2 separate regions of the Homo sapiens genome follow, and region 1 is linked to region 2. Evidence: read pairs that join two places in POLR2A ChIA-PET (ENCODE). Cell type or tissue: OCI-LY7. All regions are shown on one strand. Each heading gives the region's core, and the rest is flanking DNA. Links, peaks and the distances in the headings are about the cores only.

Region 1 (2,906 bases), core at 301-2,800, 53 kb after region 2:
GGGCAACAAGACAAAACCCCATCTCTACAAAAAATAAAAAAATTAGCCAGGCATAATAACATGAGCCTCTGATCCCAGCTACTCGGAAGGCTGAGGTGGGAGGATCGCTTAAGCCTAGGAGGTCAAGACTGCAGTGAGCTGTGATCATACCACCGCACTCCAGCCTGGGTGAGAGTGAGTCCCTGTCTCAAAATTTTTTTTTTTTTAATTTTTTCAAGACAGGGTCTCCCTATGTCACCCAGGCTGGTTTCAAACTCCTGGGCTCAAGCAATCCTCCCACCTAAGGCTTCCAAAGTCCTGGGATTACAGGTGTGAGCCACTGTGCCTGGCCCAGATTTCTTTTACTGCTTACTTGGTATATGTCAAGTACTATTTTCTTTTTTTTTCTTTCTTTCTTTTTTTTTTTTTGAGATGGCGTTTCACTCTTGTTGCCCAGGCTGGAGTGCAATGGTACAATCTTGGCTCACTGCAACCTCTGCCTCCCACGTTCAAGCCACTCTCCTGCCTCAGCCTCCCAAGTAGTTGGGATTACAGGCATGCGCAACCACATCCAGCTAATTTTGTATTTTTAGTAGAGACAGGGTTTCACCATGTTGGTCAGGCTGGTCTCCAACTCCCGACCTCAGGTGATCCACTCGCCTCGGCCTCCCAAAGTGTTGGGAATACAGGTGTGAGCCACCGCGCCCGGCCGTCAGGTACTATTCTTGATGGTGAGGATACCCTAGTGAACTGGAAAACAGGGCAGCCCCTGCTCTCCGGGAACTGACATTCTGGTTAGGGGAGAAAGGCCATGGGCTAGTAAACAAATGGCTCTATCATCTAATTTCAAGCAGCGGTAAGTAAATGACCACCCACTGAACAGACAAGGAACAGCTTGAGCTTAGAGGACAGGCTTCCCTTCAGCCAGGACATTCAGTCACAGACATTTATTAAGCACTGGGATAAGTACTGGAGATCCTGTTGCCCAAACAGATGTGTTCCCTTCTCTCAGCAACGCATATGTGACCCCCAGTCCACTTATACTGGGCCTGATGAGTGATCCTGCCCTGTTTCTCTTCCATGTGTTTCCAGTGGAATCTATTCCTGGCTCTTTGGGGCCAGAGCCAGATCCTGGCTTCCCTCCTTGGCAGAGCTGGAGCTCCCTGGAAATTGGGGCCTCTGTTTATAGGTGCCTCAGCTTCCCTGAGGAGGAAGGGCCCATGTGTCACTGCTTATCAGGCTCCCAGGCCAGGGGCTTGGCTGGGGAGGGTGGGGGCACTGGCCGGGCCTATCTTTGGAGTCTCGAGAATGCTGGCCACAGGGCTGTGGTCGTGCCCTCAGCTCTCTAGGCCATAGGCTTTGGCAGCCCCACCCTGCCTTGTCGGGTGACTCAGGCAGAAATCAGAGAGGGGAGGAGGCCTCAGAGTTGGGCTATTTATGGCCACACTCCGGGGCCCCCAGGACCCCACCCCCACTCTGGGACAGGCCACTTGGTTTGTGAAATGCAAGCCCTGATTCTGGCATCAGCTGGTATGCTGTCCATTTATAGCATGTTCCTGTGGGAAAGGAGGGGGACCCAGATCTGGGATGGCTGGGCGAGCAGGGGATCTGGCAGTTTCTCTGGCTTCAAAGTTGACAAATGTTCATTTGCTGAGCATGTAGCGTATGAGATCTCTGCTGGATTCTGGGGACACAGAGAAGAGTCAGACCAGGTCCCTGCCCTCAAAGTGCTCTCAGCCTAGTTGGGGACACAGACCCTACACAGACAATCACAGGGGAGTGAGGCGTAGGGGACTGCGGAGGTGATGGGTGTGATGGATCCAGACTGAGCATCTGATCACCTCTTCTGAGGTGACCTCTGAGCTGGGCCTGTCTCCTGGGCTATGGCACCTCTTCCCTCCTGCTAAATGAGCCTGTCCTGCCCTGGCATTCATTTTTCCATTCACAGAACACTGATTCTGGGTTGGTTGGTTTGTTTGAAATGGGTCTTGCTCTGTTATCCAGGCTGACTATAGCCTCAACCTTCTGGGCTCAAGCAAGCCTCCCACCTTAGCCTCCCATCTCACCCTCCCAAGTACCTAGGACTACAGATGCACACCACCATGCCCAGCTAGTTTTTTGTATTTTTGGTAGAGACAGGGTTTTGCCATGTTGCCCAGGCTGCTCTCAAACTCCTAGGCTCAAGCGATCTGCCTGCCTCAGCCTCCCCAAGTGCTGGGACTACAGGCGTGAGCTACTGCCCAGCCAACTCTGGGTTTGAAGAGCAAGCCCAGTTTCTTTCTTTTTCTTTTCTTTTTTTTTTTTTGAGACAGAGTCTTGCTCTGTCGCCCAGGCTGGAGTGCAATGGCACGATCTCAGCTCACTGCAACTTCCACCTCCTGGGTTCAAGCGATTCTCCTGCCTCAGCCTCCTGAGTAGCTGGGACTATAGGTGCACGCCACCATGCCCGGCTAATTTTTGTAATTTTAGTAGAGACGAGGTTTCACCACGTTGGCCAAGATGGTCTCGATCTCCTGACCTCGTGATCCACCCGCCTCGGCCTCCCAAGTGCTGGGATTACAGGCGTGAGGCACTGTGCCCGGCAATTTCTTTTAGGAGTTCCCAGTTTTGTGGAGGAGACAACCCTAACACACAGAATCGGAGACCTAGGAAGTATGGGCAAGAAAGGCTGATAAGTGAGAAACACCTGCTTCTTGAGTCCTTAATACTCACCACATGCCTTACAACATTTTATTTAATCCTGACATCTCTCTGAGGCAGACTTTTTTTTTTTTTTTTTTTTTTTTGGAGACAGGGTCTTGCTCTGTCGCCCAGGCTGGAGTGCAGTGGCATAATCTTGGCTTACTGCAACCTCTGCCTCCTGGGCTCAAGCAATCCTCCCACCTCAGCCTCCCGAGTAGCTGGGACTACAGGCGCACACTACCATG
Region 2 (2,906 bases), core at 134-2,633:
GGTCATTGCAAGTACAAACTATGGAGGGTTAGGAACTATTTGCAGTTTCAGCCACCCACTGGGGGTTTTGGAATCTATGCCCAGAGGATACAGTGGGGGTGGGGTGGGGCAGATTACTGTGCCTCGATGGGCCTTGTTGGGGGTGAGGGGAAGAAAGGCTGCAGAGAAGAGAGCCCTATTCTGAAAAGGGAGAAAAACTCTGGAGAATTAGAGGGTTTGAATCAGCACTATCCCAGAGAACATTCTGCAGTGATCTGTGCAGCTCAGTATGATAGCCACCGCACATGGCTGTCGAGCACTTCAAATTTGGCTGGTGCAACTGAGGAACTAAAGTACCAATTTTATTTAATTTTAATTAATTGAAATTTAAATAGCCTAGTGGCCACCCAATGGACAGCACATGTTTCCTTTCCTTTTATTTTATTTTATTTATTTCGCTCTGTTGCCCAAGCAGGAGTGTAGTGGCTTGATTTCGGCTCACCACAATCTCCGCCTCCCGGGTTCAAGCGATTCTTCTGCCTCAGCCTCCCTATTAGCTGGGACTACAGGCTCGCGCTACCATGCCCGGCTAATTTTTCTTTGTTTGTTTGATTTTCTTTTTTTTTTTTTGAGACGGAGTTTCACTCTTGCTGCCCAGGTTGGAGTGCAATGGCACGATCTCAGCTCACTGCAACCTCTGCCTCCCAGGTTCAAGCGATTCTCCTGCCTCAACCTCCCAAGTAGCTGGAATTACAGGCGCCCGCCACCACGTCCGGCTAATTTTTTGTGTTTTTAGTAGAGACGGGGTTTCACCATGTTAGCCAGGCTGGTCTCGAACTCCTGACCTCGTGATCCACCTGCCTCAGCCTCCCAAAGTGCTGGGATTATAGGTGTGAGCCACTGTGACCGGCCAAATTTTTGTATTTTTAGTAGAGACGGGATTTCACTATGTTGGCCAGGCTGATCTCGAACTCCTTACCCCGTGATCCGCCCACTTCGGCCTCCCAAAGTGCTAGGATTACAAGCATGAGCCACTGCGCCAGGCCAGCACAGGTTTTAACAGTTAACTCTGGAGGATGTTTAGATAATAACAGCTCTTGTTTGTTGAACACCCACTTTATTCCAGGCACATCACACACATCTTACTCCTCGCAACCACTGTATAGGAAAGTGTTGCCTCCGTTTTACAGATAAGGAACAGTGGTGAAGCCACTGAGCAAAGTCCCAGAATGAGGAAGTGCTGAAGGCTGAAAGGGAACACCCAAAATCACATTTTATAACCCCACTCAAATAAATAAGCCCCAAGGACCAGGCTGGCTTTGTGGCAGTCTAGCTCTACACAAATGAATGGGGTGTGCAAATTGCTAAAAGATGCAAATCAGCCTCCGATTTGGGGGACAAAAGCTCAGACCCTCTGGTCACACCCTGAGTCTTTCTGGGCTGTGGGCGGATGGGGGCAGAGGCTGAGTGACAGGGAGGGACCTGGGAGGAGGGGGTATTGGGGTGGGGGTGGGGCTGGCCAGCTGGTGTCGGAGACCCAGGACATCAGCTGGCTGGCGGGCTGGCAGGCTCAGACAATGGGCGGGGGGCCTGGTTGGAACCCTCCTCCCTCTGTGCCTGGCCCTCTCTGCACCCTGGCCAGCTGCCATGACCACCTCTGGTCTGAGCCAGGGATCGTGGGGAGGAGGAGAGCATTGAGGGGGTTGAGGGGAGAGTGAAGGATGCTGGGGTGGACCGTCTGGAATGACCTAGGGTGGGAACGGGTTTGCAGAACAGGGGAGGTTAGGAAGGTCTCCTTGGTGCCAGACATTGCACAAGAGGATTTGCATGCGTCCTTCCGTTTGCTCCTCTCAAAGTCCCCCTGGTAATAGTAATAATAATTATTACCAACAATAGCAATCCGGTAGCTCATGCTGAGCCCACCTGGCTGGAGCTCAAGGTGTTATCTCAGTTAATCCTCACGACCGCCTTGGGAGTCAAGGACTTTTATTAGACCCTTTACCAAACCAGGCGCTCCAGGCTCAGAGCAGTTAAGGGACTTGTCTAACATCTCAGGGGTGGGAAAAAAAGGGTCTCTCTTCCACCTGAGGCTCTCACCCTTACTTTAAACTGAACACTTAATCTCTGGGATTGGGAGACTTTTCCCCAACCGATAAAGATATGTGAAATTCAAACTTTAGTGTAATTAGGAGAGTTTTGTTGAAACACAGCCACCCGTGTCGTGTCGTTATGTATTGTCTGTTTGCTCAAATTGTGCATGGCTGATTGCTGTGACAGCATCAGGAGCCACAGGTCTCAGCGCCAGTATGGTATATGGTTTAGTCTGTTTCTCTCTCTTTTTTTTTTTTTTTTGAGATACGGTCTCGCCCTGTCACCCAGGCTGGAGTGCAGCGGCACGATCTCAGCTCACCACAACCTCCGCCTCCCAGCTTCAAGTGATTCTCCACTTCAGCCTCTCGAGTAGCTGGGATTACAGGTGCACATCACCATGCTTGGCCCCATTTTTTAATTTTTGATACAGATGGGGTTTCACTATGTTGGCCAGGCTGGTCTTGAGCTCCTGACCTCAGGTGATCTGCCCGTGTCAGCCTCCCAAAGTGCTGGGATTACAGGCTTGAACCACCGCACACGGTCTGCCTATCCCTTCTCTAGTTGGCCTCTTACCCAGGAGCTGGCTCTGGAGGGGCAGCTGGAATCCAAACTCTCAGTTCCCCGAAGGTCCTCCTCCCTCTGGCATCCCCTGATCCTTGGCAGCTCTTATGCCCAGCAGGTCTTTTTGCATCCTGCTTGCAAGAATGTGATGTGGTATTCATGCATTCATTCTACACGTATGCACTGTGTGCCAGGCACTGGTCTAGGTAGGAGTTACAAACTAGATATGGTCCTTGTCTGCAGACATCAATCAGTCATCCAGCACATCTCTAAAT

The links. ChIA-PET counts read pairs that join two places held together with the same protein. Peaks named below come from ENCODE experiments on the same cell type or tissue, not always from the same donor. Only the 100,000 strongest peaks of a DNase experiment are listed, where the experiment ranks them.
Region 1: POLR2A ChIA-PET joins it to region 2 with 7 read pairs; 7 of 35 experiments call an interaction of 5 or more read pairs at or near these places.

Annotation. Positions count from the first base shown.
Region 1 is chr20:33,421,817-33,424,722 of GRCh38, reverse strand. The region is part of intron 2 of SNTA1 (syntrophin alpha 1); the gene reads left to right. Among named protein-coding and RNA genes, the nearest start is that of SNTA1, 20 kb to the left of the region's middle. RefSeq lists an enhancer at 1-2,905. In OCI-LY7, for the core only: no CTCF peak of the experiment used is centred there; no DNase peak of the experiment used is centred there.
Region 2 is chr20:33,474,552-33,477,457 of GRCh38, reverse strand. No RefSeq gene overlaps it. Among named protein-coding and RNA genes, the nearest start is that of CBFA2T2, 14 kb to the left of the region's middle. RefSeq lists an enhancer at 1-367. In OCI-LY7, for the core only: no CTCF peak of the experiment used is centred there; DNase peaks (open chromatin) are centred at 1,287 and 1,832; H3K4me3 peaks cover 1,216 bases; H3K27ac peaks cover 1,643 bases.